6 separate regions of the Homo sapiens genome follow, and all the other regions are linked to region 1. A link is a contact called in ENCODE Hi-C or POLR2A ChIA-PET data. All regions are on one chromosome and are shown on one strand. Each heading gives the region's core, a stretch centred on a gene start or an enhancer-like site at or near the end of the contact. The rest is flanking DNA. Distances are from core to core; before and after follow the strand shown. Region 1 holds the start of BLCAP (BLCAP apoptosis inducing factor). Region 2 overlaps TGIF2-RAB5IF (TGIF2-RAB5IF readthrough). Region 3 holds the start of SNHG17 (small nucleolar RNA host gene 17). Region 4 holds the start of DSN1 (DSN1 component of MIS12 kinetochore complex). Region 5 overlaps RPRD1B (regulation of nuclear pre-mRNA domain containing 1B). Region 6 overlaps RBL1 (RB transcriptional corepressor like 1).

Region 1 (4,411 bases), core at 764-3,263:
GCAGGATGGTGGGAGGCCACATTCAGGCCTGTTTTGAGTCTCAGCTGGAGGAGAAATGGACATCTCCTTGCTTTGGATGTGACCTCAGGAACTGGATAGCCATCTTGTGGCCATGAGCATAAACCAGCACAAGGACAGAAGATAAAATGAACCTCAGTCCTTGATGACACTGCCTAGCCACTGAGTGGCAGGCTACTTATTTTTTTAAGCCACTTGATGTAGTTGTGTGTTTAACTTGCAACATAAAAGATACAGTCCACCAACCTTCTTTATTCCCAAACCCCAACGGCTCCATTTCTGTTCTCAACAGCATCAGCCCCACTGAGCACTCCCTCCTTCCTGAAACCTCCTCTCTAGGACCCACACTCACTTGGTCCTCTTTCTACCCCACTGGCCACTGCTTCTTAGTCTCCTTTCCCGGATCCTCCTCTTCTTTTCTCTCCACCTTCTTTCACTTGCGTTCTCACCCAGCACCATGACCTTTGTATTGATGGCCCCCAAATATGTATCTCCTGCCCCAGCCTCCGTTCGCAGCTTCTGTGTCACATAAACCTGCCTACTCACCCTCTCTGCCTGCATGTTGCCCCGACATTTCAAACTTAACTTCTCAAAGCCGAACTTGATCTTCCCCCTCAGTCCGTTCCTCTTTCAGGCTTTATTGTCTTGGTCAAGGAATCTTTTACCCTTTCATTTACTCAAGGCTAAAACCTAGCGAGGAGTTATTGCCAATGCCTCCACATCCACCCAAGTCCAATCTTCCACCCTTCCCTTCACCTCCCCAAGCTACCACCCTGTCTGAGTCAGCATTGGCTTTTGTCTGGAAAGCTGCAACCACCTCCTAACTGGTCTGCCTACACCCACTCCTGAGTGCTTTCCAAGCCATGCGGCCTGGGTGGCCTTTCAGAAATCCTAATTTGCTATCCTCTTCCTGATGAAAATGGCTTCCCTGACTCTCAAGAGAAAAGCCAAATTCAGTATGTAGCTGACCTGTTTTCTTCTGTGCTCACCTCACCCCAACTCTGCCGCTTCCCAGCTCCAGATCTGGGACAAATGTTCTTTCTGCCTAGAACATTTCCCCTCTCACTCTTACCCTAATCGTCCTTTGTTTCTCAACCTAAATGCCATCTTCCCAAGGAGGTTCCACCCTTTCCCTACATTAGTACTCCATTAATTTCTCCTAACACTCTCTACTTCTTCTCACAGCACTTCCCATGATGTGTAATTATGTATTGATTAAAGTCACTAATATACAGTGATTATATGACTGTCTCCCCGCCTACCCGCCATTAGACTGGCAGTGCCTTGAGGTCAGGGACAGACCCAGGTTACCGACTCTACCTGCCCTTAGCACTGCGCTTGGGTACAGTAAGCGCCCAAGGAATATGCTTAATTAGCTAATAAATGACTACACGGACTCATTCAAGCCTCATAAAAGCCCTAAGGTGGGCATTTCAACAGAAGCCGGGTCGGGGTGGGCGAGGGGCTCGCTGGCCCAAGGTACGGGGCAAGTGGGGGAGCCGAGGCCTGACCCAAGGCAGTCCCAAGTTCTGAGCCCGGACCTTTCAGCTCCTGAGCCTTGGCTGCATGATGAAACGCTAGGGAGGGGGTGGACTTTGAGCCACGAGAAGGTTTTCCCGGAGTCCACGGACCATCCACGCGGGCAAGAACGAAGCGGGTTCACCAACATGAACACAACCCGGCCCGCCCAGCGCTCACGGAGTAAGGATCACAATCTGCTGCATATGCATGAGGGGACCCGGCCGCGCTTCGGGGCTGTCCACACTGCGCCTGATAAAAATTATTCGGGCTTGAAGATCTCGGGGCTCCCAGAGTTTTGTAAAAGTGCATACAAAGTCCTCAAAGGTGGTCTGTGGCTGATATTTACGGGAAATGGGGCGAGGATGAGCCCCCACTTCGGACCTTGTGATCAGGCGTTTGCGGTAGACAGCCCGATCCCAGGATGGGTCCTCGGCCGGCTCGACTAGAAGACTAAGGGGGCGTCTCCCCGGCTTCCTGCGGCGTCGGTGGCGAGCTGAGGTGGAGGCAGGCTGCGGCAGACGGCGACAGTGGCGGCGGCGCCATGGCAGGGCTTGCAGGTACCGTGGCGTCAACCTGCTTGGGGCGGGATGAGAGGCCCTCCATGCGGCCGCGCCGCCATATTGTCCCTTCTGGGTCACCTTAGGCGTCGCCGGGTCCCCGTCACTGGGGTTTTCCTTCCGCATACCCCGGGAAGGCAGGGCGCCCCTGTCCGGCTTCAGGTGATTGCCGTGATTGGACCTAGCCTGGGCCTTGGGGGGTCCCTTCCCAGCCCGGAGGTGGGTCATAGTACTCCTGGGTGCTGGCTCTGGCCTTGTCCAAGGTCAGCGCCCTTGCAGGATGAGACAGGCAGAGCCGGGGGCACGGGGCTGGGAGCGCGACCACCATCTCTGCAGCCCCGGGTTCCACGGCAGGGTGCCCAGCTTGTGAGAGGCCTGTCATTCTGTCCCCATCAGTTTAGTTGCGTTGCTTTAGTTGCTTTTTTGGGGGGGAGGTGGGGGGACGTGGGGGTGAGGGGAGAGAGGGTCTCCTGAGGCTCCGCTTCGGTGTCTGGGGTGATAGGCTGACGCTCTGCTAAGAGTCGCGGGCGCTTCTTACTCCCTCCAACTTTACATCAAGGGTGGACATCCCTTCCCTTTCCTTCTATAGACGTGGGGAGTGGCCCTCAAGGGCAGCTGAAGGAACGGAATGCCTGGCGCACTAATGGCCTGGAAAGGAAGCATGGGGGATGGGGGACAGTTGTTTTTTCCTTCCCCTTTCCAAATCTCCTTTAGTTTCCTTCCAGGCCTCCGTGTCCCATTTCATCGCCGAATGTTGGGAGACTGGGGTCTGTCCTCGGAAAGAAACAGCCTTTCTGTTTATAGGTTTGGATCGTCTATCCCTTTCAGGGAACTGGTGTGTTGGGGACGGCTTCTCTGCCCTGCCTGACATGGTCCAGTCATCCCGTCAGCCTTCTGGACGGCAACACCAAAGCTGGGACCAAAAAAAAGTTCCAGCTTAAGTGCTAATGCCAAGTGTTAGATCTTGTTTGCTTGTTTGTTTTAAATCAGAGACTAATTAATGTCAAGCAAATCTGTTAAAAGATTTGATCACGGGAAGCCTGGTCGGTTTCCAGTGACCAGGTCAATTCCATATCTGAAATTAGTCTTGTTAGAGTTGCTGCCAAAAACAGTTTAACCTTTAATCTGTAATATGTTGTTTCAAAGAGGAATCTGGGTTAGACTGTCTTTTTTTGTTGTTGTTCTCCTATCTTTGAAACACATGCATTCCATTTCAAGCCTGTCCCTGTGCGATATACCAAGAACCACGCGTTGCCTGCCTCTCTGACTTCCTGCTCTGGAAATGCTCAGGAATCTGGATCCTGCTGGGGCATGCATGGGCCCTGTGGGAGGGCAAGTCGGGGAGGGGAGGATAAACAGGATCACTCCCAGGGAAGATGGTGACAACGTGTCTCTGGGGCATATAGAGGAAGTCAGAGGTTACCGGGGGGAAAAGAGATTGTTGTTTGACTAGTGTTTTGTGTATGTGCATGAGTGCACACGTTTAAATCTCTGAGGGGGGGTGGGGGCGGTGGGGGGGGGAAGTTAACTGCAAATTCAGAATCTCCCTTTGGGGTGTTGGCTCCTGAGGAGATACACATTTCAAAATAGATATCTAGTAAATGGCTCACAGCAAACCTGCTCCCCGATCCAACAGTAATCCGTTGCCCAAGCTCAAGGAACTTGCCCCTGCCCTTCCCTGACAGCAGACATCCCTTCCTTCAGTGACAATTCAAATATTCCACAGATAAAGGTAACAGTGTCACATAGCACCCTGCACCCCTAAAAGTCATGGTACCTAAACACCTCTGGACTTAACTTCAGTTCGTTAGGCTAAGAAACTAACATCCTGGAGTATTAGTCTCAAGGGTCTCTCACCTGTTGCTGGAGTCCCACAGAGCTATTCCCAATTCCTTCCCAACCGATCTGCTCTGTCCTTGGCCTTGTGGGGGCAAAGTCTTCTGGGAGCAATGATGGTTTAGGCAAAGGGGACGTTCAGCACTGTGACTAAGGGCTGTGCAGTAAAACACTAGTCATTTTCAATTCTTCGCATTGCTCTCTATCAGAATAAAATGTTTAATGGTATAGTTTGTGGAAAAAATTTTATAAACAAGGTGTGTTTGGACCATCTAGGCATTGCATGGCATTGCACTGGATGGAAAGTGAATGCACTGTCTTCTCTGGTGGGTTAAGTTTGCTGCCAGAACATGAAGTTTTGTGGGTGGAGGATGCAAATGGGGAGTGGACATTGCACATTGAAGCCCACACGTGCAGGTGCAGGCCACCAGGGCAGCCCTTGCCTGGAAATCTGTCATCTCACCTTGCCACACTCACAG
Region 2 (4,411 bases), core at 523-3,022, 930 kb after region 1:
TGATGGATATTTAGGCTTGAGAATTACTTCTCTGGGTAATTAGGCCCAATTCTGCCACTTAAAAGCTGTGTGGTATGGGGTAAGTTATTTTACAGGTTGTTTTTCCCTCAGCTGTGTGCTGAGCAAGGATAGATAGTAACGTATAGATTATCCTATTTCATCCTCCCAAGAGGTAAGTATTACTATTCCCACTTTATTGATGATGAAAACTGAAGTTTGGAGTAGTGAACTGTCTTGCCTATGGTCATGACAGCTAATCAGTGACAGACCAAGAATTTGAAACCAGGCTTGGGTCATAGAGAAATGCCTTTGAAATCAGTAACACTGACAGCAGTGATGGTTATTTCTGCATCCTTCGAGTGCCACACCTTATCCTCTGCAGCTCTAGTGCATAACATAGCAAGGATACAGCCATACAAGGCAGACCTGGCCTCTGCCATATGGAGTTTTCATGTAGCAGCTTTCTTTTCTTTTTTTTTTTTTTGAGACGGAGTTTTGCCTTGTCACCCAGGCTAGAGTACAGTGGTGCGATCTCGGCTCACTCCAACCTCTGCCTCCCGGGTTCAAGCGATTCTCCTGCCTCAGCCTCCCGAGTAGCTGGGATTACAGGTGCCTGCCACCGCGCCAGGCTAATTTTTGTAATTTTAGTAGAGATGGGGTTTCACCATCTTGGCCAGGCTGGTCTCGAACTCCTGACCTCGTGATCTACCAGCCTTGGCCTCCCAAAGAGCTGGGATTACACGTATGAGCCACCGTGCCCAGCCCATGTAGCAGCTTTCAAGCTAGACTGTACTTTTAAAATCCAGAGTCCTCAGTCTTACCCCAGAGATGCTTATTCCTAGGGCTAAGTTGAGGCAAAAAAAAAAAAAAAAAAAAAAAAAAAGGTTCTAAGCCTGGGGGCCATGGAGAAACTACCATTCAAAAACAGTGGAAAGGAAGAGGACTTCCCTGACCACCCATCTAGAGGATGGCAGATCCCCTCCCCACCAATCACTACCATTACCTTTATTTTATTTTATTTTATTTTTGAGACAGAGTCTCACTCTGTCGGCCAGGCTGGAGTGCAGCGGCGCCATCTCAGCTCACTGCAACCTCCGCCTCCCTGGTTCAAGTGATTCTTCTGCCTCAGCCTCCCAAGTAGCAGGGACTACAAGCATGCACCACCACGCCACCCGGCCACCTTTTTAAACAAAACAAAACAAAAAAAATATTAATGCAAAGTCCAAAATCGATACCCAAAAGCTTGAAGCATCATCTTAGCCCTATTAAGAACAAGGGTATAGGCTGAGTGCGGTGGCTCACGTCTGTAATCCCAGCACTTTGGGAGGCTGAGGCAGGCGGATCATGAGGTCAGGAGTTTGAGACCAGCCTGACCAACATGGTGAAACCCCGTCTCTACTTAAAATACAAAAATTAGCCAGGGGTGGTGGTGCGTGCGTGTAATCCCAGCTACTCAGGAGGCTGAGACAGGAGAATCACTTGAACCCAGGAGACGGAGGTTGCAGTGAGCCGAGATTGCACTGCTGCACTCAAGCCTGGGCGACAGAGCAAGAATCTGTCTCAAAAAAAAAAGAACAAGGGTATAGAGAGGCGGCCAGGCTATACATAGCCAGCCCAAAGAGACAGCGGGTATTCACGACCAGGGCAGATACATTTAAAAGCTGTTTCCTGAATGAGACTCTAATAAAAAAGGTGGATGTCCTTAGATCATGTTCCCAGCGTCACAGGAGGGGCCCTAGCCACATTATCCCGCAGTTCACTTTCATTATCTAGAGTGCTTGCTCACTCCAGGGCTCATTTGAAGCTTGATGCAGAAGACACTTTTGGTTTCAGTTCCTTTTATTTTTTTTTGAGACAGTCTCGCTCTGTCGCCCAGGCTGGAGTGCAGTGGCATGATCTCGGCTCACTGCAACCTCCGCCTCCAGGGTTCAAGCGATTCTCCTGCCTCAGCCTCCCGAGTAGCTGGGATTACAGGGGTGCGCCATTCCCACCCCACCAATTTTTGTATTTTTAGTAGAGACGGGGTTTCACCATGTTGGCTAGGCTGGTCTTGAACTCCTGACCTCAAAAGTGATCTGCCCGCCTCAGCCTCCCAAAATGCTGGAATTACAAGCATGAGCCACCACGCCCGGCCGATGTGAATTGAATATTAAACTTACTTTGAAAAGCTGTAACAGCATGTGCCTATTCTGCTGAGCTCCAGGGCCAAGTGTGCAGTTTGAGAGATACTGAGAGAGAAATGGGGGAAAATCAGGACCTTGGGTGAATGGCTGAGGGAGCTGAGGCTCTTTAATCTGGGAAACTTGAGTGGGGAGGCTCTCTCTCCAAATTCCTGAAGGAGAGTGACCTGTAGGAGAGACCACCAAGATTTCATTCACAGAAGAAACTTCTTGTGCTGAGCCCACAGCACTGTTCTAGACAGCTAGATGATACTATGTTAGTAAGTGACCACTATATTACTTCAGGTAGGTTCTGGGCAGACCTGAGTGACCCTGAAGGAAAACAGACTTGAATTTGAATTCGAGCTCCATATTTATATGGGCTATATGAGTTCAGGCAAGTATCTGAAATCCCTACTCAGTTTCTCTTTTTTTTTAGAATAAAAAAAAATTAAAAAAACGATGGGGTCTTGGGGTCTCATTCAGTCACCCAGGCTGGAGTGCAGTGGTCCAATCACAGCTCATTGCAGCCTCAAACTCCCAGGCTTAAGTGATCCTCCAGCCTCAGCCTTGGAGTAGCTGGGACTGTAGGCACAAGCCACAGCCCACTCAGTTTCTTTACCTAGGGCATCTCACTTTCATGTGTGTGTGTACAAAAATTAAGAAATTGGGGCTGGGCACAGTGACTCACGCCTGTAATTGCAGCACTTTGGGAGGCCGAGGTGGGTGGATCACGAGGTCAGGAGATCGAGATCATCCTGGCCAACACGGTGAAACCCCGTCTCTACTAAAAAATACAAAAAATTAGCCGGGCATGGTGGCGCACTCCTGTAGTCCCAGCTATTTGGGAGGCTGAGGTAGGAGAATCACTTGAACCTGGGAGGCGGAGGTTGCAGTGAGCCAAGATTGTGCCACTGCACTCCAGCCTAGCAAGAGAGAGAGACTCCGTTTCAAAAAAAAAAAAAAAAAAAAGAGACTGAACATAGCACAGACCCAGACCCAGGCACACTCAACCAAACTCAGTTTCCCACTGTTGCAGACCTTGGTTTTTATAGTTTGGGCTGCAGTTAGTGTATTGTCATTTCAGTATGGCAGAAACGTATTAACAGCTAGTTTAAGCAAAAAGGGGAATTCACTAGCTTACATAATAGAGAAGTTTACAGGTGGTCCTGGTTTCAGACATGACTGGAGCTTCCATCTCATAGCTGCTTCTCTCTGTGCCGGGTTCACACTGCAGTCATGCTTGTTTCTTACCGAGAGAGGGGGAGGACAAAGTTGCCAGTTCCTCAAGGTTACATCCTCACCACTTAGCAACCCCAGAGCTTAACTGTTGATTCCAGGGAAGACTGGCCCAATGTGAGATGCAAATGCCCCCTTTACCCTGAGTTGAATGGGATACAGAATGGAGCTGGTGAAAGGGAATGGGGGTACAGCGTGCACAGAACTCACAGCTGGCTACTAGAGGGAGAGTAAAAGATGTAAAGCAAAATAAGAAGCCAGTGACTGCTTTGTCTTCAAGCCTGGGCCCTGAGCCCTGGTGGATCAATCAAGAACCCTGTTTCTGCTTAAAAAAACAAAAAAAAATTTTATTTGACAAAAGACAAAAAAGTTATTTACAGTAGTTTTTGCTCAAATAATTCAATGGGACAACTGTGCTTCTCCTCCAGGTTTATCTTACAACCAAACCCAAGCAGAGTCTGCCCTACCCAACACCCCATTTTACATAATGGGGAAATGCCAACCAGAATTCAGCAGCATGGCTCCCTCACCACCCTCCATTGCTCAGTGCACTGTGGGGAGGGAAAATCCCACCTCAGCCCAATACACTTCCAGAGTTCCCTACTACAGGCATCCTGCAGCAGTTGCACCAGACCTGGGCTCACTGACAGGGCTGGGATGGAAGAGGCTGGGCAAATGGCAGCATCAGTTAACCTGGATGAAGCCATGTTCATTCTTCCCCACTGGGCCTCAGGAGGGTGAGGATCCCTGATCCCCCTGGGGCACACGGGGAGAGGGCACGGGAGGAAGAAGCCAGAGGGAGGCAACACAGAGAGCCCAGGAAACTTGCCCACCTAGAGAGAGCAAAGCTCCCTCTCCTTCAGCGATCCGTTCACACTCCCACAGCAACAGATGGGCGACTCAGAAGTTGGGGAGCCTCTGTGATGGCTTCAGGGATCTTCCCAGAAAGTACAGAACACATGTTACTGTCTTTCTCCTGGCTAGATCCACCCACCCAAGTTAGTCAGTATCCA
Region 3 (4,411 bases), core at 909-3,408, 910 kb before region 1:
CTACTAATTTTGTATTTTTAGTAGAGGCGGGGTTTCTCCATGTTGGTCAGACTGGTCTGGAACTCCCAGCCTCAGGTGATCCACCTGCCTCAGCCTCCCAAAGTGCTGCGATTACAGGCGTGAGCCACCATGCCCGGCCTTGTGTTATATTTCTATTGGACAATGCTATCTTTCTTCTTCTTTTTCTTTTTTGAGACAGGGTCTCGTTCTGTCAACCTGGAATGCAGTGGTGTGATCTCAGCTTACTGCAGCCTCAACCTCCCAGGCTCAAGTGATTCTCCTGCCTCAGCCTCCTGAGTAGCTGGGACTACAGGACTGCTCCATCACACCGGGCTGACAATGCCATCTTAGACTTTTCAAACACAGCACATTTCCTCTGCTTCATAAAGAATCCCAGAGTCCTTACGGTGACAGAAGCCCTCAGCTTTCTCAGAAATACTATAATATAGCAACTACTAGGCCTTGGATATTTGTTCTGTGCTACGGTCTTGATATAAATCATTCCATTTAATTCTCACAGCAACGCTATGAGCAGGGAACTATGACTGCCTATTTTCCATAACTGGAAACTGAGGCGGGGCGGAGAAGTTAGGTCACTTAGCCAAAGTCACATGGAGAGTAACAGCAAGAGTGGGAGGCAGAAGAGGACACCAGGGCTGTGTGGCCACAAGTGGGCACACCTGACCACCCTGCCCAGTGTCCTCTCAGCCACAGCATCTGTATTAGTCCATCCTCACACTGTTATAAAGAACTGCCTGAGACTGGGTAATTCATGAAGGAAAGAGGTTTAATTGACTCACAGTTCAGCATGGCTGTGGAGGCCTCAGGAAACTTACAATCATGGCGGAAGTGGAAGCAAACATGTCTTTCTTCACATGGTGGCAGCAAGGAGAAGTATAGAGCAAAAGTGGGTAAAGCCCCTTATAAAACCATCAGGTCTCATGAGAACTCACTCACTATCAGAAGAACCGCAGCATGGGGGTAACCACCCCCATGATTCCATTACCTCCCACGACAGGTGGGAATTATGGGAAGTACAGTTCCAGATGAGATTTAGGTGGGGTCACAGCCAAACCATAGCAGCATCCCACAGCCCCTCCCCATCACAGAGACTCCCAGTGTTCTCACAGTCTGGGAATCCCATGGGCCTCTCCCAGGTACAAAATATGGAGCAGATCTCACCTCAGGGACCCCCATTTCCCTCATGGTTGCATAGATCAGGACTGGATTTTCTTGTCCTTCTGACCTATTGAGTACCAAGAATCTGACTGGAGCGGGGCGGAGGGTGGGGCGTGGGCTCCTCATCAGGCCCAAGGGTGGGCTGCTTGCACTCCAGAACATGGGCAGAGTCAGTAGCAGGGCTGTCTCAGGCCGAAGAGGCACATCCTGCCCAGGGTGCAGGCAGTGCCAATGCTTATGAGGATTTGTGGGCCATGAGTCCCCTCCCAAGATTGTCTCCAGTATGTTGCAGGGAACATGGGACATCTGTCTACAGTCTCTGTCACTGTGCAAATCTGATCAGGTTCCTCAGATGCCAGTCTGGTCAGGTCTCTTCTGCTTCAGAGACTCTTTCCACCCTCCATCCCGTGTACTTTGAGGCTGGAGTTTAGCAAAGCAGTTACCCGCTGTGCATCTCTCTTGGCTCATCTTCTCACGCTCACATTCCAGTCTCAGGCCATGACTCAGTCATCTCGGTCTGACATTGTTCAGAAAAAAAGGAATGGGGCGGGGGTAGAATTCATTCATTCAACTGTGCTAGTCACTGAACTAGGTACTGAGTACAGTGGTGAATCAAAGACAGATGCCTTTGGACCCTTGCAGAAAGAAGTCCAAACTAAGCACAGTCCCCTCATCGTAGTAACAGCTCCTATCATGGAAAATTGGCCATTCCTACAGATTAATAATGAATCAGTGACCAAGGAACATCTTCAGAACAAACAGAAAAGCAAAGCAAGTGGGAGAAGTTTACTTCTAAACTTCCAGATAGTTTTCGAAAATTATCCCAAGTCCTCCAGAGTCTGGCGTTGAGCCTCCGCTCCGCCAGGGGACGCTGCAGGACTGCTCGCGTCGGTTCCTACCGCTCTAGGCCGCAGCTCGCGCTCTCGTCTGTATTTCCGCCGGCGCGAAACGAGCGTAGCTTCCTTGTCGTGTGGCCTCAGTCCTTCGCCGTCCCTCGCCGTCCTTCGCCATCGCACGCCACCGCACCCCATCTCTCGAAATCTGCAGACATCTTGATTTTTCCCACGCTGTCTGTCAGGTCTCCGCCGCCACTCGACGCCAGGGCGCCGGGTGAGTCCACAGCAGGGCGCATGGTCGGCTCCACTCTCACCATCGGGGGAAACTGAGGCCCCGGGGAAGGCGGCCAGAGAGGTCAGGCCCTGTCCTTGGTGCAGTGTCTCGTCCTCTTTGCCGGAGTGAGCCCCCCAGGATTCGCGTGTCCTCGGGAAAGACACTGGCAGGTGAGTCGCGCCCTTGGCCGCGGCAGTGCTGAGCGGGCCACGTGCGGTCGTCAGACCCCCTGTCCGCGCAGCTACTCTGCGGGGAGGCTTAGTGCCCCTGGATGGCGGGAAACAGGGCTCGGCGACTTTAGCTGCCCGCCCCCGACTCCTGGCATTGGAAGCCTCCAAAGCCACTTGACTGTTGCCTACAAAGTGCCAGTCATTGTGCCACGTCCTTGAGACCGTTAACTCGTTTTCCCCTCAATAACTTTTAAAAGTAGGTGTTAGAACCTTCATTTTACAGACCAGTTAGCTGTGGTTTAAATGGAAGACGCTGCCAGCACTCCAGTGGGGCAGAGTCTGGACTTCTGTCCCCGGGCCTTGTACTAAAGCCCCCTCCCCGTGCTTTTTCCTTGCCTAGGCCTTGTGGGCTGTGCTGCACCTCGGACGGCTTCGCACCAGCCAGCGCCCTCTCTCTCCTGCAGCACTCTGATCTGCACCCCCTGAGGGGCTTCCACTGTCCGCGGGGTGAGAATGCCCCTGGGTAAGTGCCGCTGCTTCTGCGCACCTTGGGGAAGGACCCTTCTGTGGGACGCAGTAGAGGGGACAGTCAATGAGCTCAGCCAGTTCTGAGTTCTGAGAACTGTCTGGCAAAGCGGGTGCAGAGCAAAGCGTGACTTAGGAGACGGGCTGCGCTTGGGGTCACATGCTAGCTAAGTTCCTTCATTCCCCTGAGGTTGACTTTCTGTAAAGTAGGGAAACTGCAAAGGCTCTCTGAGGGCAGAGGCCTTGGCTGTTTTTCTTGATTTTGAACCCACGGTGCCTGTCCACGTGTAGATACTCAGAACTGGTGGGCTGAATGTACAGCCGAGGCATTTTTACCAGAAGTCTGTTTTCCTGTGGACTCTGGGTGGGGACAGATGGAATCTGCCTGTGAAGTGATGATGGCTCTCAGGGTCCTGGGTACCCTTCTCTTCCCTGGGGGGTGAGCCTCCCTCTGGAGATCTGGCAGCTAACACGCTGACGTGGGCTCACCTGCCCTTTTTTGCACCTGTATTCGAAAGTGATCGTGGGCTGCCTGTGCCCTGGTCATTGATAGTGCAGGGAGAGAAATCGCGGAAAGTGCTTCCCCGTGTTTGGAGGGTCCGCTCCTGTCCCTTTCAAACTCTGGAGCTTTCTCACACCTCCTTCTCACCATCTTTCAAATGCCTCCTGGCACTTGGTGTCTTATTAGTGAGTGCTCCCTGTGCAAGGCTCAGTGCAGGGTTCCATGAGGCGTTCACCAGGGTCTATGAGGGGTGAGTCCCTGCCTCAGGATTGGTGGTGAAACCACAGCTGCAGCCCCCACTAGTCACACCCTGTGGCAATTACTGGCTTGATTGTCTTTGCCTCTCTCTATTGTGACCTTGAGGACAGTGTCTTGAGTTTTGTTTAATATTTTATTGTATTTTTTTAGAGACAGGATCTCACTCTGTTGTCCAGGCTGAGGTGCAGTGTGCAGTGGCGTGATCATAGCTTGAACTCCTGTACTCAAGTGATCCTCGCACCTCAGCCTCCCAAATAGCTGGGACAGACAGGGTCTCGCTATGTTGCCCAGGCTGGTCCTGAACTCCTGGCTTCAAGTGATTTTCCCTCAGTCTTCCAAAGTGCTGGAATTACAGGTGTGAGCCACTTCGCCTGTCTCAGTATCTGAGTCCTGTCTCTTGACTTACCTGGTGCTTGGTAGATGGTTGATTTTCAGCAGTTATGGAACAAATGAAAAACAGGAGATGGGCCGGGTGCAATGGCTCACACCTGTAATCCCAGCACTCTGAGAGGCCAAGGAGTGTGGATCACTTGAGGCCAGGAGTTCAAGACCATCCTGGCCAACATGGTGAAACCCCATCTCTACTAAAAAATACAAAAATTACCTAGGTGTGGTGGCACACGCCTATAATTCCAGCTACTCAGGAGGCTGAGGCACACCAGAATCG
Region 4 (4,411 bases), core at 773-3,272, 750 kb after region 1:
TGATTCTCCTGCTTCAGCCTCTCAAGTAACAGGGATTATAGGTGCATACCACCACACCTGGCTAATTTTTGTATTTTTAGTAGAGACAGGGTTTTGCTATGTTGGCCAGGCTGGTCTCAAACTCCTGACCTCAACTGATCCGCAGGCCTCAGCCTCCCAAACTGCTGGGATTAGAGGCGTGAGCCACCACACCCAGCCTAATGACACAGTGCCTTATAGGGGAAAAAAATGTGTGCCTCCTGTGGACAGGAGGGAGCCATGCAACAATTCAAAGCAGGGAAACGATGTAGAAGATGTATTGGGTCTGTATTCCATGAAATCATTTTCTCATTGTGCCCCAGGATGGCCAGCCCTAGCTGGGAAGGAACACTGAGTTCTCTTCCTGGCACGTTGACAGAGAGGAGTTTAAGAGGCAGGCAAGCATAAAAGGAACTGGGTACCTCTCAACCCCAGAAAGTGATATTCAGGGAGCCAAGGGCAAATCTCTGCTTTCAGAATGGCTGCTGCAGCCAGCAGGCTGGAACCACAGGGTGGAAATTTCAGGAAGGCAGATTTTTGTCTCCCACCAGAAAACTTTTCCAAGGACCACAACTGCTATGGAAGGATGACCACGGTCAGCTCCAGCTGCCTCTCTCCAACCCCTCTTTTGGACTGTGGGCTGCTTATAATTCAATATTTGGAAGTTTTTCTGTGAAAGAAAGGACTGTGCACATCCAAGGGGACATTTTGGTGGCGTCGTGCTGGGTGCTGAGGAAGCAGCCCGCTCTCTGGAGCCTCCTAGACCAGCATGGGATAGTGGAGCAGGAACAGATTGGGCTCCTGGGAGCACAGAAAGGACAGTTGGTTTTCAGCCTAAGGCCAGAGAGAATGCTTGGAGAGAAATCAATCATTCCTTAGCTGAGGCTTAAAATTCGAGGATGTGGCCGGGCGCAGTGGCTCATGCCTGTAATCCCAGCTCTTTGGGAGGCCGAAGTGGGTGGATCACTTGAGGTCAGGAGTTCGCGACCAGCCTGGCCAACATTTTTAGTGGCCGTCTCTACTAAAAATACAAAAATTAGCCAGGCGTGGTGGTGGGCGCCTGTAATCCCAGCTACTCGGGAGGCTGAGGCAGGAGAATCGCTTGAACCCGAACCCGGGAGGCGGAGGTTGCCGGGAGCCGAGATCGCGCCACTGCACTCTAGCCTGGGCGACAGAGCGAGACTCCGTCTCAAAATACAAAAAAATTGGAGGATGTAGCTAGGAAAAGCAGGGAAAGCCTTCCCAGGCAGAGGGAACAGCGCCTGGGAATATAGCGCCTCAAAGGGCATCTGATGCCCTGTCCCCGTCCTACCCCTAAGGACCAGCCCGACCTGCCGCACCCCCCGACCCCGACTAAGGACACTGCGACCACTTGGGGGCGCTGCGACCTCCTCCCGGGTGAAATGAAACCCGAGGGCAGGCCCCCACCCACCAAGCAAGTAAAGCAAGCCGTTTGAGGGAGTGGCCTGGAAATGAGAGAGAAAAAGTCCTAGAGCAGGAGTGGGATAGACTGTGAGGCAAACTGAGCTCAGAGCTCCAGTCCACCCTGGGGAGAGTCACGGTCCACATTTTGGGAGTTAAGGAGATAAAGGGAGTGGGAACCAGAGCCTAGCGACGGGGACAGGGCATCAGATGCCCTTTGAGGCGCTGTATTCCTCCGGCAAGAATCTCTCCGGGCCTCTGTTTCCCCCATCTTAGATGGGCTCTGGGGCCGTCGGGCGCAAAAGGACACGATAGTGTGGCGGGTCCCGGAAAGGGACTCCCGGGCGGGGTGTTGCGGGGAGGTGGTGACGTGGCCAGACAGGACCTAAAGGACTTGGACTAGAGGAGCGGAGCTGGCAGGAGCGTTGGACGGCGGTGTACGCATGCGCGTCGGGCGGCGGTGTACGCATGTGCATCGCCGGAGGCAGGCGTTCTGCGCGCGCGTGCCCGAGAAACTGACGGCCGCGCATGCGCCCTTGGTTGGCGGGAGTTTCGGAGGCGGTGACCGTGACGTAGAAGGTGGAGACCGCTTCACCCTGATCAGGGAGTATCGGCTGCGGGTGCGCAAGGCGTCCAGGAGTGACCTGGGGCTGTGGAGAGCGACCCGTGGCCTTGTGTTTCAGGTACGGAGGTTCCGGACTGGACGGGCGTCAGGAAGTCACAGACTTGTCCTCTGATGTGGCCCCGCCCGCCGCCGCACTAATCTCTTCGGCGTCGTACCCGTCGGCCCAGCTCGACCCGCCGCAGCCCCGGCCCCGACCGTGGACACTGGGGGTCCCCGAGGGCGCTGCGACCTCCTCCCGGGTGAAATGAAACCCGAGGGCAGTCCCCCTTACCGACCCCATTAGAGACGTATCTGCCGTGCCAGGGGTCTAGGCTCCAGAAACAGGGGTGAGGACTGGGTAGAGGGCTGGGGTTCGAATTGCCCCTGTGCCCCCAGGCTGGCTGTGTCACAAGCTTGGGCCAGGCTTTTTGCCCCTCTGAACCTCAGTTCCCCTGTCTGCAAAGTGGAGTTAATGGTGCTTACGGAGTTGTGGAAGGGATTAAGTGGAATAACGATGCAAGTAAAGCGCTTACATAGCACAGGTCCTAGCACAGAATAAGCGTTTAACAGTTGACAGTTGTTGCTTTTCTAAGCCTGGATCTGTGTGATACAGTCGTTATTATCCAAGCCTGGATTTGTGTGATATTGTCATAAGGACCGTGGGGGATTCAGATCCTTGACCGAGCCCTCCTTGTTATCTTTTCCTTTTTGTCCCTCTGCATATATTCATATCTTTTTACTTAGCACCCCCCACAGACAGATTTCTGCTGGGAGGGAGGGGACGATGAAGAGATGCCTAGGTGACATCCCTGCCTTCCAGGCAGTTGTTCCTGACAGTCACTAGGAATACAAATACAGCCTGGCTGGGGAGACAGACATGTAAACAGATTTTATAGCCAATGCTACGAAGGCCAAGGGGCATAACCACCAACTCTGCCAAAGATAAGTGATGTGAAAGCTTCATATTTGAGCCAGGTTGGGAAGGATGAATAAGTTTAACAGGTAGAAGGACAGATATGTGCAAAGATTCAGAAGTAGTACAGGGAATAGGACTGGGAGGAGAGAGCAGGAATGGGTAAATTGGGACTAGTTTACCTGAGGTGTTGACTACACTTTGGAAAAGTCCCGGCAACTGTCTGAAGAATAGACTGGGCCGGGTGTGGTGGCTCAGGCCTGTAATCCCAGCACTTTGGGAGGCTGAGGCCGGGCGGATCACCTGAGGTCAAGAGTTCGAGACCAGCCTGGCCAATATGGGGAAACCCCATCGCTACTAAAAATACAAAAATTAGCCAGGTGTGGTGGCAGGCACCTGTAATCCCAGCTACTCAGGAAGCTGAGGCAGGAGAATTGCTTGAACCTGGGAGGTGAAAGTTGCAGTGAGCCGAGACTGCGCCACTGCACTCCAGCCTTGGCGACAGAGTGAGATTCCACCTCAAAAAAAAACAAAAACAAAGAATAGACTGGAGACGGGCCGTTGGAGGTAGAAAAACTAGTGGAGAGACTATTAAGATAGTGGGAGGGACCAGAAATTATGAGACCTGAACTAAACTAGTAACAGTGAGGCTGGGCGTGGTGGCTCACGCCTGTAATCCCAGACTTTGGGAGGCCTAGGCTGGTGGATCACTTGAGGCCAGGAGTTTGAGACCAGCCTGGCCAACATGGGGAAACCCCATCTCTACTAAAAATGCAAAAATTAGCCAGGTATGGTGGTGCATTCCTGTAATCCCAGCTACTCAGGAGGCTGAGGCAGGAGAATCACCTGAACTGGGGAGGAGGAGGTTGCAGTGAGCCAAGATTGTGCTACTGTACTCCAGCCTGGGCAACAGAGCAAGACCCTGTCTCAAAATAATAAATAAACTAGTAACAGTGAGAATGGAGAAAAGATTTAGAGACTGTTTATAAAACAGTTAGGACTTTGGATCTGGAGAACTAAGAATAAGAAGTAATGGATGATGTGGTTTTTCTAGTTTGGAAGACCAGGTAGACCATAATGTCATCAATGGAATTAGGGACTAGTTAAACACAAAGTAACTGGGAAGTAAGGTAGGGTATGTGTTCAGGGAGATTTGAATATTTCTAGCAATAAAGTGTATAGAAATTCAGAAGAGGAGGTGATGGCCCCTGCTGATATTCTCTGTCAGGGAGGTGGATAAGGGTAGCTCAGAGAGGCTGGAAAGCACACGGCCTATTTATTCTGGGGCTGTAAAGCCCCATTGAGACTGCAGTGAAACGTGAAGAACAGATCACTTCCATTTTCCTATTTTCAGAGTTTACCACCTAGGATGACTTCAGTGACTAGATCAGAGATCATAGATGGTAAGTATTGTAGTGAAATTCAGTACCTCTTACCTTGGGTTCAGGCTTCTG
Region 5 (4,411 bases), core at 838-3,337, 570 kb before region 1:
GGAGTAGGGGATAATGGGAGTAACTGCTTAATGTGTACAGGGTTTCCTGTTGTGGGGATGAGAATGTTCTGGAACTAGATCATGGTGACGGCTGCACAACATCACAGATGTGCTAAATGCCACTGAATTGTACACTTTAAAATAGTTTTATATATATATATATATATATATTTTTTTTTTTTTTTTTTTTTTTTTTTTTGAGACAGAGTTTCACTCTTGTCACCCAGGCTGGAGTGCAGTGGCGCGATCTCGGGTCACTGCAACCTCTGTCTCCCAGGTTCAAGTGATTCTCCTGCCTCAGACTCCTGAGTAGCTGGGACTACAGGCACACACCACCACGCCTGGCTAATATTTTTGTTTTTTTTTTATTAGAGATGGGGTTTCACCATGTTGGCCAGGCTGGTCTTGAACTCCTGACCTCAGGTGATCCACCCTCCTCGGCCTCCCAAAGTGCTGGGATTACAGGTGTGAGCCATCGTGCCCGGCTAAAATAGTAAATTTATGTTATATGTATTTTACCACAATTTTGAAAAATATGTTCACATATACATAGGATTATGAATTCACAATTTAATGAACAAACTGAGGTTGTGAAAATGAACTTTTTAAGTAACAAAAATGGAAAGGGGAACCAAGAATTAAAGGTCCTAAAATGAATCATGTGTGTGTAACCACCATAGTACACAGGCAGGATTGGGGAACTGCAATCGCAAAGCAACTTTGTCTCCTATGTCCCTTGAAATCCAATTTGTGGGGCTAATGTATCCTGTAACTCTCAAAGAAAAACCCAGGCCTCCATAACTTCTCTAGTCATTTTTATTTAAAAAAATTCCTGTAGTCACACTTAAAGTGTAAAAACAGTCTCATTTCAGAGATGTAAATGTGCAAGCCCATGTTACAATCAAAATAGCCTATCATGTGAAGGTGACCTCTCTGGGTCTGCTGGGGGCGAGAGGCCAGCATCTGGGAAGGGAGGCCAGCATCCGGGAAGGGAGGCCTCCCTTGTTTACCGTTTCTGACCCTTCCAGGGACACAGCAGTGGGAGTGAAGCAGCAGCAAGAGACAGTCCTTAAGGTCTGGTGGTGGTGACTGGGCGCTGCTGGGCAAAAGTTTAACAAAGTTTAACAGCTTCCTTCCCCCATGGGCTCCTCAGATGCTCCTTGGAGTGGTTCCTCCCCTCCCTTCCCCCAGTCTCCCATCCTCATCTCCCATCACCTGGGGTCTCTTGGGGTGAGGGTTTCTCCCTGGCTCTTTGCTCTACTCCTTCCTCAGCACTGTGAGTCTGAAGTTCGCCTCCTTGAAACCCCGGGCCTCTTGCCCAGGCTCTATCACCCCAGGATGCAGGCCAGTTCTTCTACATGCATGCTCTGCCCTGACAAACTCTAGGAGTGGAGTCTGCACCCAGCCTCTCCCTTGCTTCGTCATCAAACACTTAGCCAGCACTGGCATCTCATCCTTCAGACTTTTCCAGGCAGGGGTCTGTTTAATCCACCAGATCAGGGACACATACTAAGCTCCATGGAGGCCCTTTCCCCTAATCTTGAGATAAAGTGTAGGTGGCACCCACTGCTCCCACTAGGGAGATGCCAAACACACCAATGGCCCTTTTCAAATAATTCTCATCCCAAATCCTCTTCCTTTACCTCTTAACTCCTGACTCTTTTCATACCCTTAAAGTGGGTGAGGGGGGTTGAGGATGACAGGTTTTTGACCACTCTGTTGTAAATGCTGCAGATGGTCTAGCCATGTGGTCTCTATTACTCCTTCCAGCAGACATCTATTTTAATCTTGTTACATGTGTTTATAAATACCTGCATTCATTATTTAACATAGTAACAGCCACCACTGAGTCCCTAATTTGTACCAAAGCACTAGGCCCTTTTTACAAACATCTCAGTTATTAACAAGTATGTTGGTAACTACTTTCTTTCCTAAGAATTTGTATAGTGAGTATTTTAAAATCTATGGAGTACATTATTCAGGTACTGAGTTTATTAAGATTCTCAGTAGGAAGAAATATTCTGAAAACCTAGTCACAGGACTTCAGAGGTTACGTAATCAACCCTACTCATTTCCTGTAAGAAGCAGCTGAGGTCCCCAAGGGCTGAGTGACTTGCCCAAGGTCATCATAGTGAGAGGAGATGAGAAGATATGAGTTTTCACTCATCACAGCTGCCTCTTATTCACAAAAAATACTAGATAAATGGCCTGCTAATTTTAATATTTATCAAACCAATGGTAGAAATGAATTTTTAATGCAAAATAACTATTTGAGTCTAAAAAAAGTGAACACACTGGGCTTTCAACACTACATAAAGCTGTATGAATCCCAACCTACTGTACAGGAGAATGGATTCTTAATTGAATCTGTGCCTCAGAGTGGAAGCATGATTTTTAAATGGAAAATCCTACAGAGGTAGCAGTGAGCGATGAGCTTTAGCCAGATGAATTATTCCAGGAGAAAGTAAAAGAGGAAACCATGCTAGCAAATGGCTTTTTCTTAAAGATCCCAAATAAACCAAATATGAATTTTGTGCAGTGAACTACTGTGTTTACTCCCATCTTCCCGGTCGTGGCACTGTCTCCTGTGCCCCGATCTTTAGACTATGGTCTCCAGGGTTTCCTATGTATACACAGCACAATGGTGATACTATTCATTTCTCTAACAAATAGTACTGCGTGCCCAGGATATACCATCCAGAGTTCTCAGACTTCAGTCCCATATGCTTCTTATGCAGCACAACAATCGTAGCTTTTAGGGCTCGCAGAAAACCTAGAGATAATTTAGTCCAATACTACATTTTGCAGGTAAGAAAGCTGAGGCTGGCTGTGGTGGCTCATGCCTACAATCCTAGCACTTTGGGAGGTCAAGGCGGGAGGATTGCTTGAGCCCAAGAATTCGAGACAAGCCTAGACAACATAGTGAGTCCCTATCTCTAAAAAAAGTCAAGAAAAGAAAAAAATTGGCCAGGCGTGGGTAGATGCCTGTAGTCCTAGCTCCTTGAGAGGCTGAGATAGGAGGATAGCTTGAGACGAGGAGATTGAGGCTGCAGTGAGCTAAGGTTGCACCAGCCTGGGCAAGAGTTAGATCCTGTCTCAAAAAGAAAAAAAAAAAAAAAAAAAAAAAAAAGAAAGAAAAAACTGAGGCCCAGAGAGGAAAATACCTTGCCCAGGAAGGTGACACAGAGAGTTAATGGCTCTAGTCACAAAGGATAAGCATTTTGACAGATTCATGGACTCTTGGGTAGCTCCATCTTCAGCTCTGAAGACCTCAAAGTCATTTTGTAGCCTGAAGTGCTAATTAAACCAGAAGAATCATGGACTTACTATTTATAGGGAGGAGTGAAGAAATTAGACCATGAAATCTGGGGACACAGAAGGAGATCTTGTCTCTTGAGATTCACATGTAACATCCAACTTTCATATTTTAACAGAACTTGGGTAATGCAGTCTCAATTTTCCTAATACTGGACTTATCTGGGTTGCAGTCTTGATGAACCACACCTACTACAGAGGTTTTTGCACCATAAGATAACCCCACTTCTTCTGGCAGATGCTGCCATTACCCAGTGGACAGGTTTATGATCCTTCCAAACATATCACTTGCTTCAAAAGGACCTAATTCAAAATCATTTTTGTTATTTTGAGAGCTTTAACCAGCAATACACAGTCAATATGCTTTCACTCCATGTACAAGTGAAAAGGACAAAGCAAAGCCATGACTGTTTTTAAGAGACATACCACTTGGGTTCGCAATTATCTCACATTTTTCGTCTTTTTACTGTTCAGCGTGGCTTTCCGTGTACTGCCAAAATCAAATCGCTCTCAGGAGGCCTACTGGTGTGAACAAAGGCGCTAAAATCAAAGAACTTCCAAGTTTTAATCTGTCAGAGATTGGCTGTGAAGTATGGGGGAAGAGTCATTTAATCTCTCTCCATCAGTTCCCACTTCTGTACAATGAGGGTAAAACTATGGCGGCACCTCTCATGGGTACTGTGTGGACTGCCTAATTAAAGCTAATTAAGCCCCTGGAAAGAACCAGAAAATACTACGTAAATGCTGAGTATTTATGTGCCGCTAACAGACACAAAAACTCCCAAGGGACAAGATTCTGTGCCGACAGCACATTCTCTATTGGTGATTACTAATCACCCACTGCTTACAAAGAAAGGCACTGTTTTCAGTAACAGGGTAGTTTAAAAAAAAAATCACACAATGTTGTTCAACAACACCATCTTTATTCAAAAATATATATCTATGAGACATTTCAGAATATACTGCTGCCGCCAACGACAGCCTATACTTCTAAATAGTCCTAAATTAATATACAAATTTAAGCTTTGAAAATATTCTTTAAGAAAAACAAACAAACAAAAACAAGGGAAGATTGAAGACTTTCTGAGGAATATGA
Region 6 (4,411 bases), core at 986-3,485, 520 kb after region 1:
ATCAAATTTATTGTATTAATGAGTATGGCTTTTTTAGCATTAGTCACACTTAATAAACATTCACTATTTTCATCAGTAAAAACCCATTTCTGGCCGGACATGGTGGCTCACACCTGTAATCCCAGCACTTTGGGAGACCGAGATGGGGTCTCACTGTGTTGCCCAGACTGGTCTTGAACTCTTGGGCTCAAGTGATCCTCCCACCTCAGCCTCCCAAAGTGCTGGAATTACAGGCATGAGCCACCATACCCGGCCAAGTATGTTTTTTTAAATGTCTTTTTTTTCTTCAGTTTTTTTTTAATTTTAGAGATGAGATCTTGCTCTGTTGCCCAGGCTGGAATGTAATGGGGCAATCATAGCTCACTGCAACCTTGATTTCCTGGGTTCAAGCGATCCTGTCATCTCAGCCTCCCAAGTAGCTAGGGCTAAAGGTGCATGCCACCACACCTAGTTTTTAAATTTCTTTAATTTTTAAAAAAATTTTTATAGAGACAGGGTTTCACCACACCCAGCCTCCCACAATTTTAAATGTTTGGTTCATTCAAGTAAAGTATAGCTCCTTACCTTATGTTAGTATTAACAGCTGGAATTGGAATGACACAGAAATATAGAGACACTATAGTCTCTGTCTCAAGAAATTTCTAATCTAAGGAGGACATTAAATAATTTTAGACCAGGCGTGTTCGCTCATGTCTGTAATCCCAGCACTTTGAGAGGCCAAGGTGGGAGGATCACTTGAGCCCAGGAGTTAGAGACCAGCCTAGAAAACATAGGGAGACCCTGTCTCTACAAAAAGTAAAAAAAAATTAGCTCGGTGTGGCAGCGTGCACCTGTAGTCCCAGCTACTCGGGAGACTGAGGCAAGAGGATCAAGAACCTTTCATAAAAACAAAACAAAAAAATAATTTTAATTGATCCATATAATGAGAATAACCTAGAAGAGCTGTTAACAAGCCAGTATCCTTTGAAACAGTGTTTCCCAGAATGGTAGTATAAGTGTTTTGGGGGGTCCAGGCGCAGTGGCTCACGCCTGTAATCCCAGCACTTTGGGAGGCCAAGGCGGGCAGATCACCTGAGGTCAGGAGTTCGAGACCAGCCTTTCCAGCTGGCGAAACACCATCTCTACTGAAAATACAAAAATTAGCCAGACGTGGTGGCATGCTTCTGTAATCCCAGCTACCCAGGAGGCTGAGGCAGGAGAGTCGCTGGATCCCAGCGGGCAGAGACTGCAGTGAGCCGAGATTGCACCACTGCACTCCAGGCTGGGTGACAGAGCAAGACTCCGTCTCAAAAAAAAAAAAAGTGTTTTGGGGGAAGAGAGACTATACACAAAAAACTGGGGAAGTATGGAATTAAAGTGAACATGAGAGTTATTTTTTTTCCCCAACTGCAGTACTTCTCAGAGCCTTATACTAACATGAATTTCTGAATTTCCAATATAATATACAGCATTTCCTCAACTTTATTTAACCACATAGCTCCCCTCCCCTCCCACCCTCGTCAAGATCCTTTAGAAATAGCAGAAGTGAAAAAGACATCCAAATTAAGACTGACATCCCCTGGGGCTGTTTGGTTTTTGAACCATGTTTGTGTTTTCTGGTTTTCCTAAGGTGAAGGCATTGCTTCTACCCATGTTCTCAATGTTTGTAGGCCAGTGTATTGAGAATGAGAGCTTTTTTCATATATGTGCTAAATTCTTTTTAATTGGTAGTGGTTTTCTTAGCACATGGTTCTTGTGTATACAAGTAAATGATAGTTTGTAATACCCTGTAATACTCTTCCTTCCCCAAAAAATAGTAGGACAAAGTTCTGCCTGGTTTCACAAGCTATCCCAGAGTTGCACCATTAAGTAGGAAACTATGTTGGGGTAAGCTGTTATTTTACAATTGAGGGTGCTCAGTAAAACCTGAACACTGGTTCCTGATCAGGGTTCCTGTTGTATGTGGTACAATAAGGCTCTTAGAACACCTGTCACCTGCCATGTATTTGCAGAGAAATAAATGTAATTCATTTTGCTTCTTCCTTAACCTCTCAGGATATGCTTTACCTTTTAGAATCTTTCCACCTTTCTCAAAGACACAAGAAGAATATCTGCAGGCCTTTTAGTTGTCTGAAGCTGAGGTTTGCCACTGCCTCCCATACTGTAGAACTTAGCTAAACACCAGCCCAGGGCTGTTACCCCTCTAAGAGCCACTAGTGACAGTGAGCTCAACAGCTATGGTTGTGAAAACATTCTGAAGTGGAATCTAGAGAAAAGAGCACCACCTTCAGTTCATATGTTTGCATTTCTCTAGATTCCAATTTGACTTATAAGTAATACAGATGGATTGCTGAACCTTCTCTGAAAATATTAATTTCTCTACATAAAGATTTGTGGGTTTTTTTTAATATTGTAGAAAGGTCATTTAAATCACCAACTTGTATATTAAAGTATGCTTTGTGGCTGGGCATGGTGGCTCATGCCTGTAATCCCAGCACTTTGAGAGGCTGAGGCTGGTGGATCACTTGAGCCCAGGAGTTGGAAACCATCCTGGGCAACATGGCAAAACCCCGTCTCTACTAAAAATAAAAAATAGCCAGGCATGGTGGCACGTGCCTGTGGTCCCAGCTACTCAGGAGGCTGAGATGGGAGGATCACTTGAATCCAGGAGGTCAGGGCTGCAGTGAGCCAAGATTGCACCACTGCACTCCACCCTGGGTGACAAAGTGAGACCCTGTCTCAAAAAAATAAAAAGTATGCTTTGTATCACAACATTGCATTCTTTTTAACAGACTTAGAAGATGCTACAAAAACACCTGACTGTTCCAGTGGACCAGTGAAAGAGGAAAGAGGTGATCTTATAAAATTTTACAATACAATATATGTAGGAAGAGTGAAGTCATTTGCACTGAAATACGACTTGGCGAATCAGGACCATATGGTATGTTCTATGTTTTACTACTTTATTATTATTTGCTGTCATAGTTGGATTACTATAAGTTTATTTTGCTAGATAAATATGTCCAAGTAAAATTACTAGCAATTAATCAGAGCATGTCCAGTAACTTAATCAGTGATTAAGGCTATGGTACAACAGAGACCAGAGGAAATCATGGGATCTGTTGCCCAGGCTAGAGTGCAGTGGCGAGATCTGGGCTCACTGCAACCCTTGCTTCCAGGCCTCAAGCGATCCTCCCACCCCAGCCTCCCAAATAGCTGGTACGACAGCCACATGCCCCCACGCCTAGCTAATTTTTTTGTATTTTTAGTAGATACGGGGTTTCACCATGTTGGCCAGGCTGGTCTTGAACTCCTGGACTCAAGCAATCTACCCACCTCAGCCTCCTAAAGTGATGGGATCACAGGTGTGAACCACCACGCCTGGCATGAATTTTATCTATACCATGATTATGTTGCTAGAAATTCCGTATACATATGGGTAAGAACTTGATGGGAACATGAATATTAAAACAACTAATTTGTTTTTTTTGTTTTCTTTTTTTTTTTTTTTTTGAGACAGTCTCACCCTGTCACCCAGGCTGGCGTGCAGTGGTGCGATCTCAGCTCAACTGCAACCTCTGCCTCCCGGGCTCAAGTGATTCTCCTGCCTCAGCCTCCCTAGTAGCTAGGATTACAGGAGTGTGTCACCACACCTGGCTAATTTTTTGTATCTTTAGTAGAGACAGGGTTTCACCATGTTGGCCAGGCTGGTCTTGAACTCCTGACCTTGTGATCCGCCCACCTCGGCCTCCCAGAGTGCTGGGATTACAGGCATGAGCCACTGCACCCAGCAAATTTGGTAAATTTTTCTGTTGTTATATTGTGAGATTAATGTTTTTCTCAAGTCAAAGACAAAAGGGGCCAGGTGTGGTGGCTCATGCCTGTAATCTCAGCACTTTGGGAGGCCTAGGCGGGCGGATCACCAGAGGTCAGGAGTTTGAGACCAGCCTGGCCAACATGGTGAAATCCCATCTCTACCAAAAATTAGCTGGGCGTGGTGGCAGGCACCTGTAATCCCAGCTACTCGGGAGGCTGAGGCAGGAGAATCACTTGAACCCAGAAAGCGGAGGTTGCAGTGAGCAGAGATCGCGCCACTGCACTCCAGCCTGGGTGACAAGAGGGAAACTCTGTCTCAAAAAAAAAACAAAAGGAGGTCAGGTGCTGTGGCTCATGCCTGTAATCCCAGCACTTTGGGAAGCTAAGCCTGGAGGATTGCTTGAGCCCAGAAATTTGAGACCAGCCTAGAAACACAGGAAGACCCTGTCTCTTAAAAAAAAAAACTAAAAACTAGCCGTGTAGTGGCTGGTACACACCTTTAGTCCCAACTACTCAGCAAGCTAAGGTAGGTGGATCGCTTGGGCCCAGGAGGTCAAGGCTGCAATGAGCCACAATCGCACCACCACACTCCAGTCTGGGCAACAGAGCAAGACCC

What was found. Hi-C counts contacts between places; a loop is a spot of excess contacts on that map. ChIA-PET counts read pairs that join two places held with the same protein, here RNA polymerase II (POLR2A). Pooled maps may share reads with other maps.
Region 2: a loop to region 1 is called in a map with no recorded cell type, with 8 times the contacts of the local background. The contact joins the enhancer-like site here to the promoter of BLCAP in region 1. A Hi-C loop is called at or near these places in 1 of 168 maps with a recorded cell type or tissue (naive thymus-derived CD4-positive, alpha-beta T cell), 2 of 37 single-sample maps with no recorded cell type and 6 of 50 pooled maps.
Region 3: a pooled map shows a loop between it and region 1 (7-fold over the local background). The contact joins the promoter of SNHG17 here to the promoter of BLCAP in region 1. A Hi-C loop is called at or near these places in 4 of 50 pooled maps.
Region 4: a loop to region 1 is called in a pooled map, with 13 times the contacts of the local background. The contact joins the promoter of DSN1 here to the promoter of BLCAP in region 1. A Hi-C loop is called at or near these places in 7 of 50 pooled maps.
Region 5: a loop to region 1 is called in a pooled map, with 4 times the contacts of the local background. The contact joins the enhancer-like site here to the promoter of BLCAP in region 1. A Hi-C loop is called at or near these places in 1 of 168 maps with a recorded cell type or tissue (gastrocnemius medialis) and 3 of 50 pooled maps.
Region 6: a map of B cell shows a loop between it and region 1 (8-fold over the local background). The contact joins the enhancer-like site here to the promoter of BLCAP in region 1. A Hi-C loop is called at or near these places in 7 of 168 maps with a recorded cell type or tissue (B cell, CD4-positive, alpha-beta T cell, CD8-positive, alpha-beta T cell and 4 more), 4 of 37 single-sample maps with no recorded cell type and 9 of 50 pooled maps. POLR2A ChIA-PET finds 5 or more read pairs at or near these places in 1 of 52 experiments (activated T-cell).

Annotation. Positions count from the first base shown.
Region 1 is chr20:37,525,478-37,529,888 of GRCh38, reverse strand. BLCAP (BLCAP apoptosis inducing factor) reads left to right here and starts at 2,013. Exons shown (of 2, transcript NM_006698.4): 1 at 2,013-2,096. RefSeq lists enhancers at 1,721-2,030, 2,121-2,170, 1,492-2,209, 2,927-3,645.
Region 2 is chr20:36,593,257-36,597,667 of GRCh38, reverse strand. All of the region lies in intron 2 of TGIF2-RAB5IF (TGIF2-RAB5IF readthrough), which reads right to left. It overlaps TGIF2 (TGFB induced factor homeobox 2), which reads right to left. Exons shown (of 3, transcript NM_021809.7): 3 at 3,718-4,411. Among named protein-coding and RNA genes, the nearest start is that of RAB5IF, 10 kb to the left of the region's middle. RefSeq lists an enhancer at 1,580-1,949. Within about 2 kb of position 1,772, at least 8 of the 41 ENCODE cell types and tissues checked have a DNase peak (open chromatin) inside an H3K27ac peak, as active enhancers do.
Region 3 is chr20:38,433,075-38,437,485 of GRCh38, reverse strand. SNHG17 (small nucleolar RNA host gene 17) reads left to right here and starts at 2,158. Exons shown (of 8, transcript NR_185934.1): 1 at 2,158-2,459; 2 at 2,860-2,982. It overlaps LOC124904958, which reads right to left. Exons shown (of 3, transcript XM_047440636.1): 2 at 2,881-3,023; 3 at 770-2,644. The coding sequence ends at 1,998. SNORA71D (small nucleolar RNA, H/ACA box 71D) reads left to right here and starts at 3,487; the gene lies at 3,487-3,624. RefSeq lists enhancers at 2,036-2,095, 2,116-2,405, 3,686-3,765.
Region 4 is chr20:36,771,374-36,775,784 of GRCh38, reverse strand. DSN1 (DSN1 component of MIS12 kinetochore complex) reads left to right here and starts at 2,022. Exons shown (of 11, transcript NM_001145315.2): 1 at 2,022-2,123; 2 at 4,312-4,360. The coding sequence starts at 4,327. LOC124904894 (a long non-coding RNA gene) reads right to left here and starts at 650. Exons shown (of 2, transcript XR_007067574.1): 1 at 567-650. RefSeq lists enhancers at 1,171-1,717, 1,677-1,756, 1,767-1,906, 2,037-2,096, 1,718-2,263.
Region 5 is chr20:38,092,172-38,096,582 of GRCh38, reverse strand. It overlaps RPRD1B (regulation of nuclear pre-mRNA domain containing 1B), which reads right to left. Exons shown (of 7, transcript NM_021215.4): 7 at 4,219-4,411. Among named protein-coding and RNA genes, the nearest start is that of RPRD1B, 61 kb to the right of the region's middle. RefSeq lists silencers at 710-769, 3,382-3,676. Within about 2 kb of position 2,087, at least 20 of the 41 ENCODE cell types and tissues checked have a DNase peak (open chromatin) inside an H3K27ac peak, as active enhancers do; they include gastrocnemius medialis, where a contact is called at or near this core.
Region 6 is chr20:37,005,920-37,010,330 of GRCh38, reverse strand. RBL1 (RB transcriptional corepressor like 1) reads left to right here. Exons shown (of 22, transcript NM_002895.5): 20 at 2,772-2,920. Among named protein-coding and RNA genes, the nearest start is that of SAMHD1, 56 kb to the right of the region's middle. Within about 2 kb of position 2,235, at least 7 of the 41 ENCODE cell types and tissues checked have a DNase peak (open chromatin) inside an H3K27ac peak, as active enhancers do; they include B cell and CD4-positive, alpha-beta T cell, where a contact is called at or near this core.